Regions from separate parts of the Homo sapiens genome. Here region 1 is linked to region 2. The links are chromatin contacts, found by Hi-C or POLR2A ChIA-PET in ENCODE. All regions are on one chromosome and are shown on one strand. The core of a region is the stretch at or near the end of the contact, and the rest is flanking DNA. Distances in the headings are between cores, read along the strand shown. Region 1 overlaps LHX1-DT (LHX1 divergent transcript). Region 2 holds the start of MRM1 (mitochondrial rRNA methyltransferase 1).

Evidence for each region. A loop is a pair of places that touch in the nucleus more often than their neighbours do. ChIA-PET counts read pairs that join two places held with the same protein, here RNA polymerase II (POLR2A). Pooled maps may share reads with other maps.
Region 1: POLR2A ChIA-PET joins it to region 2 with 13 read pairs in PC-9. The contact joins the enhancer-like site here to the promoter of MRM1 in region 2. A Hi-C loop is called at or near these places in 1 of 50 pooled maps. POLR2A ChIA-PET finds 5 or more read pairs at or near these places in 3 of 52 experiments (OCI-LY7, PC-9 and activated T-cell).

Annotation. Positions count from the first base shown.
Region 1 is chr17:36,918,056-36,922,577 of GRCh38, reverse strand. All of the region lies in intron 1 of LHX1-DT (LHX1 divergent transcript), which reads left to right. Among named protein-coding and RNA genes, the nearest start is that of LHX1-DT, 16 kb to the left of the region's middle. RefSeq lists enhancers at 422-1,618, 3,399-3,916, 3,917-4,436. Within about 2 kb of position 1,762, at least 5 of the 41 ENCODE cell types and tissues checked have a DNase peak (open chromatin) inside an H3K27ac peak, as active enhancers do; they include PC-9, where a contact is called at or near this core.
Region 2 is chr17:36,599,467-36,603,938 of GRCh38, reverse strand. It overlaps MRM1 (mitochondrial rRNA methyltransferase 1), which reads right to left and starts at 2,356. Exons shown (of 5, transcript NM_024864.5): 1 at 1,587-2,356; 2 at 1,293-1,386. The coding sequence starts at 2,128. DHRS11 (dehydrogenase/reductase 11) reads right to left here. Exons shown (of 7, transcript NM_024308.4): 5 at 4,176-4,268; 6 at 3,902-3,967; 7 at 3,135-3,777. The coding sequence ends at 3,736.

The sequences.
Region 1 (4,522 bases), core at 513-3,012, 320 kb before region 2:
GATTCTGCTTCCAGCAGCTCCTGGGGAAAAGACTTTGCTTCCACTATTATTGAGGGAGCAGCTGTATGTGCCAGGGGCTGTGCCTGATGCTCTTCTAGTACCTTGTCTTATTCACCCTTCAAGACAATGCTTGAAAGAGAAGTTTTCATCTCCATTTTGCAGATAAGAAAACTGAAGCTCAGAGAGGAGAGGTGGTTTGTCCAAGGTCACACAGCAAGTTAGTGATAAGGCTGGGAGTAGGCTTTAAGACTTGGGACTCTTTCAACCTAATCTTCTCCACATCTCTCCTCTTCTTCACCATCCACTGTGGTCTGGTCTTCTGCAGCCTGAGAGAACAAATGGGAGTAGGGTTCCCCTCCCTCTAAAGCATATATTGGGCTGACAAAAAACTCAGGAACAAACTTCCTTCTTTTTTATTTTTTTGAGACAAGGTCTTGCTCTGTCACCCAGGCTAGAGTGCAGTGGCATTATCATGGCTCCAACTCATGGGCCCAACCTATCCTCCCACCTCAGCCTCCCAGGTAGCTGGGACCACAGGAACATGCCACCACACCTGGCTAATTTTTAAATTTTTTATAGAGATGTCTCCCTATGTTACCCAGGCTGGTCTTGAACTCCTGGGGTCAATCAATCCTCCTGCCTTAGACTCTCAAAGTGCTCGGATTACAGGTGTGAGCCACCGTGCCCAGACTGCAAACTTCCTTCTTGTAGGGGGAACAGCAGAGCCTTGGGCCCCTTCCAGTCCCTGGCACAGACCTGGCTCACTCTTCAGAGAACATTCTCCCATAAATCCAGTCCACAGTCAGGTAGCTATCCTGGTTGCCTTTCACTCATGGTGTGACTCAGAGCAAGTCACTTCACCATTCTGAGTCACACCTTCCAGATCCACCTCCAGACCTGGGGGCTCTGTGGAAGGTGAGGCTTGGCGGAAGTGGTGGCAAGCGGAGCCCTCTTGAGCTCCTGTTTGGTGTAATAGCTCAGGGCTGGGCAGGAGATGAGACTTGGTTTTGCCCCTAAACCTAACTCAAGTTACATAAAGATTCTTCAAAAAGCAGGCAAGGCAGGGCTTGGTAAGATCCCTGCTGAGCCCGTGAGAGGCGGAGAGCCAGGGCAGAGGCAGCTTAAGTAGCAGTTCTTCCCTGATCCCCTGACTGTGTAATCCAGTTGCTCAGAGAATGGAAAATCCCTTTCGCCTCCCCTGGTCTCCTCCCCCACAAAGGCCTCCTAATAGGCCTGCCAGCTTTGGGGTGCTAATCTGCCCAGACATCACTCTGTGAGCAGGTTGCCCAGGGTTCCAATCCCAGCCGCCCCACAGTGGGAGATGGGGAAGGCTGGGCGGGGAGTGGTTCTGGGGAGTTGAGTGTGGGGGATTGCCTGCTCTCTGGCCTGCCCAGAAGATCAGAGAAACAAACAGGCTCTGTGCTGAAAGAAACTTTGGGGATGGAGACAGGGCACAGGATTGGAGGGAGGTGGGCAGCAGGGCTGGGTCCCCTGGCAGAGGTGCCTTGGGTGGGGCTTATTATGAAACAGTCCCTGTCACTTCATCCGCCAAGCTCCTTTCATTTTTATTTAAAAAGGGCCCCCTCTCCAGCAACTTCACCTCCCCACCCCCTACACTTTCACTCATCCATCCACTGAGCCGCTGACAGCTGCCCTGCGGGTGAACTCCTGATCCTCCTGCGGCTGGGGCTGGAGCAATACTGGAGGGGCTCAGGCCAGATCACTGCCCCCCTCCAGCCCTCCACCCTCACCTCCCAACACACTTACTCACTCACTCCAGATAGGCCCACCTCCGGTCCCCTGAGTCAGCCAGAGAGAGAAGAAAACGAAGGAGGTGACAAAGCAGAAAAAAGGACCGGGAGGAGGATGAAAAGAAATAAAGAGTGGAGAAGAGGAAGAAAAAATCAGAGGGCTAAAAATCAAACAGTGAAGGAGGAAAAGGGAGGAACTGGAGAAGGAAGGAAAGAGAGGAGGAAATGAAGTACAAGGAGAAGATGGAAAAGCAAGAGGAGAAAGGAAAGAAGGAAGGAGGGAGAGAGAGAGAGGGCAGAGGCTGGAAGGCTGGAGCCCAAGCCCAAGCTATCATCCTTAATAGCTGAAGATGCTGAAGGGAGGGGAAAAAACAGGGTTGGGGAGGACTGGCGGGAGGAGGAGACCGCACAGGCAGGAAGGGAAGTACGAGGTTGCTCCAGGTACGAAGCATGAGCCTGGATGGAGCCTCACCCACCCAGCTCCCAGCTCTGGAAACACAGCCCTCCCCCTGGACGAAGGTCCCTTGGTGCAATGCCGCAGACTGTGTCCACGGCCATGCAGGCTGCAGACAGAGGAATCTCTCACTTGGGGTGGTCAGAGTTGTGGGACCGGTTGGATGGAGCCCTACACTCTCTTCCTAGGATGGCAACAGCGTCCGCCCCAGGCTGCATGACCATGCCAGTTTCAGCTGGCTTCACCGCCTGCAGCGTCTGGGTCCTGCCTGCTCCCTTTGGTTACAGTTAGAAATTTCTCCTGATTTGAGATTTTATCTTACAATGGACTGGGCCTTAAAGACCAAGTACTTTCCACCTCCTCATTTTATAGATGCGAAACAGGCCTGGAGAGGGGAAGAAACTTGTTTACAGTCACATTGTGAGTTAATGGGGAGCTCTGCCTTTCTAAGCTCAAAGACCAAGGCTGAGACAATAGCCAGAGAGGACAAGGGAGTGTGGTGTCTCTGCAGAGGGCTCAGCATTTGATTCCCTCTGCTGGGAACACGGCCACAGCATTTTATATCCTAGATGAGAGAAAACATTTGTGGCTACGGTAGTTCCCGTATTTTAAGTACCTACGATACACCAGCTTTGGCATACATTATTCTCAATAACTCCTCATACATATCCTGTCATGTAGATATTCCATGTCCTGCATTTACAGAGAAATAAACCAAGGCCCAGAGAGGTTGAGTAACTTGTCTGAGGTCACACAGCTAGGAATTTGAGCCGGGATTTGCTCAAAGCTCATGCTGAATCTCTTATGCCATGCTGTCTCTTGGGTGTCCATAGCCAACACTCTTCTTCCCTACCTCATTCCTACCCCACCACCCCATACATAGCCCAGGGATTAAATCTGAGACGTCCTCATGGCAGCTGGAACTGATATTGCCAGGGAGAACGCAGCTGGGTGGACCTGACCATGTCTCCTCATCTCCCCTCAAAGACCCCACAAAGACAAGGGGAAGGTCCCCTGAGACTCTGTATGATTTATCTGATGATATTGTTATTTTATGGGACGGGCCAAAGAGGTGTCAGGAAGCAAGTTCGCTGTAAATCTCTTTTCTCTGCTCCCTTTCCCTCTGCCCGTCCCCTCCTGGGATTTATGGTGAAATCTGTTCAGAGCTAGGGACTTGGGGCTTTGGGTTCAGGCTTGGGGTGGTACGGCAAGGGACCATACATCTTCCTTCTCTGGGATCTGCTAAAAGTGTGCTACCCACACCCCATCACGAGCTGCAGCATTGAGTCCACAAAGCCCTTATTAAGATCCCATGGCACTCGAATAGCTCTGCAGACAGAACACATGACTTGCAGTGGAGATGTGTTATCTGGACCCACCCATAGGCTGGTGGCCCATGTGTGGCCCCCTCACTGGTGGGCATGAGTTTCTGAATCCAGCCAGGAACCCGGGAGCAGAGCCCACCTGGGAGCAGATGTGTGACCCCCACACAATAGCTCTGAGGCCAGGAAGAAGTGGCGGGGCTGGGGGTGCTCCTCATGGAGTGGCAGGTCAGGGGCTAGCTGGAAAGGAACCTGCTTCTGGGTCCTTTTTGAGATGGGGGTGCACAGGAAGGAAGGCAGCTTGAAATTTGCTCCCTGCCCCAGGGCAGGCAGTCTCAAAGCGACTGGCCCTGCAAACACTGCTGTGAGCTCTGTCACTGGGGGTGAACACAAGGTCACACACTTGAGAGGGCAGATGAAGGCTGGGCACCCTATCCACCTTCACACTTCTGCCCTCCTCGGGGGCTTTCACATCTGCAAATGCTGGGCTGATTGTCCTGAGCTGAGCTTGTCCAGTCAGAGGCCAGTATGTGCTGGTTGCCGCCAGAGGCCTAGAGACAGCTCAGTCCAGGGAGGGAAGAGACAGGAATGAGAGGAGGGCAGAGGAGGGGAAGAGGAGGGAAAGGAGGAGTTAAGAAGGGGAGGGGAGGAGCAGGAAGAGGAAAGGAGGAGATGCTAGCAAAAGCCTTTCCTGACCTGCCCCCCACCCACACCTCTCCTCCACTGTGATGAGAAATCTTCTCTCATCACAGCTCCTTAGAGGGTGCTAGTGTGGCCTCCCACCCACGGTGGCCTCCAGTATTCATGAGCCAGTTGTTGCAGAGGAATTTCTTCAAACAGCCCACGGCCTCTGGATAATGCGTCTTGAGCACCCATGACTCCCCACAGTCCCAAGTCCAGTGTGCAGAATCTTAGGGAGGGCTGGGTGAATCCTGGCTAAATGAATACAGAGAAAAGAAAAGGGGAGAAAAGAAGAGAGTGGATACCAGCTGTCT
Region 2 (4,472 bases), core at 1,107-3,606:
CTGTTCAGGGGCTGGAAGTGATGAGTGGGAACCTCATCTCCTATCAGGCTTGGAGAAAGGGGCTCTCTACAAAAAAGTGAAGCCAAAAAATGCTTCTAGATATGTGCTGTTCAATATAGTAGCCACTAGCTACATGTGGCTATTAAGCAATTGAAAGGTGGCTAATTCAAATCGAGGTGTGTTGTATGTAAAACATTTTTTAAAGGAATGTAAAATATTTCATTAATAATATTTTTTAAAGGCCAGGTGCGGTGGCTCATGCCTATAATCCCAGCACTTTGGGAGGCCGAGGCGAGTGGATCGCTTAAGGTCACGAGTTCAAGAACAGCCGGACCAACATAGTGAAACCCCATCTAAATACAAAAAAAAAAAATTAGCTGGGCATGGTGTGTGCCTATAATCCCAGTTACTTGGAAGGCTGAAGCAGGAGAATCACTTGAACCCAGGAGGCAGAGGTTGCAGTGAGCCAATATTGCACCACTGCACTCCAGCTTGGGCAATAAGAATGAAACTCTCTCAAAAAATTAATAATATTAATAATAATTAAAATGATTACATGTTAAATTGATATTATTTTGGATATACTGGACACAATTTATTTAAAATGTCATCTCTTTACTTTTCAATGTGGCTACTAGAAAAGCTAAAACTACCTATGTTTCTCACACCATATTTTTATTGGACAGCGTTGTTCTAGACAGGTCCCAGAGCTCTCCCCCTTCTTAAGAGGGAAATTTCTCACCCTGCAGTTGGGGTGGGGGTTGGGGGGGGTATGGTCAGAGGGGATTCCATATGCAGAGCAATACTGCCTCCTTGTGTCCAGCAAGGGAAGCACAGCTGAAGACAAACGGATGGGAGAGGGGTTTCCAAGGTTTGTCTCTTGCTAGATACTAATGGCATAAAGATCTTCTTGTTCAAACATCCTTTCAAGCTGTGCCCTATTCGAGGAACTCAGGTCTCCTGTACGCAGCTCCCCACAGCTGAACAAAATGCATTTACTGAAGCCCGACCTAGTAGGCAAATAGACACTGAGGCTGACTTACAGAAGAGGCAAAGTGGTGCATACCTGGGGAAGGGGTGCAGGAAAGGGTATAACGCTAGGAAGAATTCAGCTAATGCTCCATTTGCCGTTTTAAAAACTCCAGGACCCTTCCATCCCCAGAGGGATTTAGAAGGCCAAAGGAAGCGGTGCCAACATGCCCCTTTCTCTCCCTCGCCAGGGGCTAGCTTCGTCCCCTTGAAGAGGCTGAGCTGGGCTCACATCTGTTCCTTCCCCTCTTGCCCCTCATTACCTGTAAAAATCCGGTGAGGTCATCAGTGGAGAACACGTCCATCACCTCCATAGCCCCCGCGCTGGACTTGCTGACTACTGGAGTGAGCGGGCAGCTGCAAGGTTTCCCCGTTCCCCGCATTAGGCTGGGCCATCTCAAGCCCGGCTCCCTACCCTCCCAGGGCTCCCAAGGGCTAGGGGGATGAGAGTTCTGGGACAGGTAAGTCTGGCTAAGGGATCACCCAAGGGCCAAGGTGCTTAGGAACTCGGCTGCGTCTCCAAGTTGGGGCACATAGAGAATGAGGGACGTCCGTGCCTGTTTCTCCGGCTGGTGATGACCTTATCCACTCCGAGGAAGTGTGCGGAACGCAGCACAGCCCCAAAATTCCGGGGATCCTGGATCCCATCGAGGACGAGCCACAACTGCTGGGGGTCGTCGCCTGGGCTCGCCTCCCCGGCCTCTCTCCAAGGCCGGGGCCGCAGCGGGCTCACCTCCATGCAGACACCCTGGTGGACCTGGTAGCGGCACATTGTGTCCAGTTTCTGCCGTCTGGGCCGCAGAACTGGAATGTCCCGCGCCTCGGCCATCCGGAGCAGCTCGGCCCGCTTCCCCTGCAGCCCAGCTTTACCCGCCTGGAGCAGGAGCCGGGCCACAGAGCGGCGGGCGGCCTGCAGAGCCAGGAGACACGGGGTCATGCCAAACAGAAGCTCCAGCCGAGAGGTCGGCACCAGGTCATCCAGCAGCAAGCGGCTTAGCTCCTCCCCACCAGGCCGCTCCCCATGCCGCGCTGCATGGGAGAAATGACGGGTGACGAGGCGACCCCAGGTCGCGCCCCGGACGGTCGAGAGCAATGCCATGGCGCAGCTCCCGCCAGGGACTCGATGCCCCTTGCTGCGTCCCCGGGAGCGGTAACCCGCGCCGCAGTTCGCTCCCAGGCTCCCAACACCGAGGTGAAGGGTACTCGACAGCCGTCTCCGCCGAGCTCTCTCGGACAGGAACAAACAGCCCCGATTACCCACAACTGGACTACCGAGCTACGACCACCCGCTCCCAGGCTCCCACGTGGGTCCCTCGCTTCCGGGTTCGGGAGCCCGCCCCTCCCCGGCCCCTTCCTGACGGTGTTTTGCGCATGCGTGGCTGCCAGGCTGTCCCCCACAGCGCCTCCCTCAAGGCTAGAGGAGCGGCGAGCTGAGCTGGCCGTACTACCGGCTGCGTCCTGTGTTCCTCGAGGTCCCAGGAGGCCGGGGACCGCATTCACCCACGCACCAGTGAAGGGCCCTTTAAGGAGATGGGTTGGCCTTCCTGGTCAACCAATTCAGTCTTGTTGCCTCCCTCCCCACATCCCGGCGCTGGTGATTTTTCCCAGAACTTCTCACTAGCCCATCACCAGCCAGCAGGACCCCAACAGTCACTTCCTATCCCGGGCCGCTGATTCTCTTCCTAAGTGACTCTGAGCCTGTCGTGTTCCTGCTGACAAGCTCACTAACGCCCCCGTCCCACAGGTAATGGCGAGACTCTTGCGCAGCACTCAGCCCCCCAGCGATCCAGGAAGGCAGGAAGGAGCTGCCTCTTCAGCCCCATCTGGCTCCTTGCTCCTGTGCTTAAGTTCTGAGCTGTTCGCACAGCACTGCATGCTCTTCCAGACCTCTCAGCCTTGCACACCTGTCTTCGCTTTGTCAAACTCCTACATGTTTTCAAGGCCCAAACAAACCCATTCCTGCTACCTAAGGTAATCCATACTCCCATGAGTGAGGCCCCCAATCCACCCACCTGGGACCTACCTGGAAGAAATTCTGAGACACAAGCACCCCTGATCACAGAGAAGGGGAAAGAATGGAAAGACACTCCTGAAGCCAAGGCAGATTGGTTGCGATTTTTCTTTTTTAATGATCACCATGAAATCCACTGGGCCAGGCCCTGGTGTTCTGCTGCCATAGTCAGAGTCAGAGTGGAGGGATGACCCCAGGAGGGGACAAGAAGCCAAGACTGGGCTGGGGAGCCGAGAAGGAGATAGATAAGGGGGAGAGGGTGCAGTGGGGCAGGCAGAGGAGGAAGTCTGGAGCCCTGGATAACAACACAGATATAAGGTGAAGGCCTCCCTCTGCCACCCCAGCCCTGAGCCACAGACGTTGAGGTGCAAGAAGATGGGGATTTTGGCCACAACTCCTTTCCCATGTCAAAGGGAAGACACTGAGAGCAGACAAAGGCCAAGTGCCCAGGGGCACAAGAACAAGTTAACAAGTAAAACAATTAGGGACACCACCTCCTTTCCCCAGCCCATTTTTCACATTTACAACTGAAGCAATTTGACAAGATGATATAAAAATCTCAAACAAATTTTCTAGCCCCTGGTCGGGGTGTGGACAGGAAGTGGTATCCCGTGATCCAGAAATCAACACCTAAAATCCAGAGGCAGGAGGCAAGCCATGAAGGGTGGGGAGGGAAGGAGGAGCTCCCACAGTCACTAGGTCACCTGCTCCGTGGGCCTCATCTGGATGTCTCCAATCTGTGGAAGGTACAAGGCATGAGGCAGCTGTGACACTCTCCCCTGGCCCTGCAGGGCTCCCTGCTCCCCTCCTCTGGGGCTGGTTGGGTTCCTCCAGTGAGTAGACAGTCAGGGCCAGACTCACCTGGATGTGTGCGGGGGTGCTGAGGACGTAGATAACAGCCTCGGCCACATCCTCGGGTTTGAGACACTGAGAGCACCAGGGGAATGGGTTGAGACAAGGACAGAATGGACTCAAATTCCCTCCCACCACTGAGCTTCTCTGTGGCATCCACACATCCACCCCAACCCTCCAGGAGGAGCCACAAAGGCTGGAAGAGTGGAGTCTGAAGGCCGAGCTTCCCTCTGCCTTCATTTAGGGAGTCAGTGGCTTCACCAGGCTCAGAGGGAGGCCCCACCTTCATTTGCTCATAGGTGGCAGCTGCCTTCTCAGGGTCCTTGTCGTGGAGTTTGAAGGCGAATTGTGTCTCCACCACACCTGGAGAGATGCACTGGGCCAACAGAGAGGGCCTTCTCAGGGGCTGAGCTTTGCCAGGTCTTGGGGAGGTCGAGGGGAGAGGATGGAGGCCACAGAACCCCAGCTTCACAGTGATGGCTGCCTGATATCCGGCAGCGGCCTCCTCCCTCCGAAGCTGCCACTGGCAGTGACCACAATGATACCTACCATCTACAGAGCCTTTCCTATATGTCAGGTA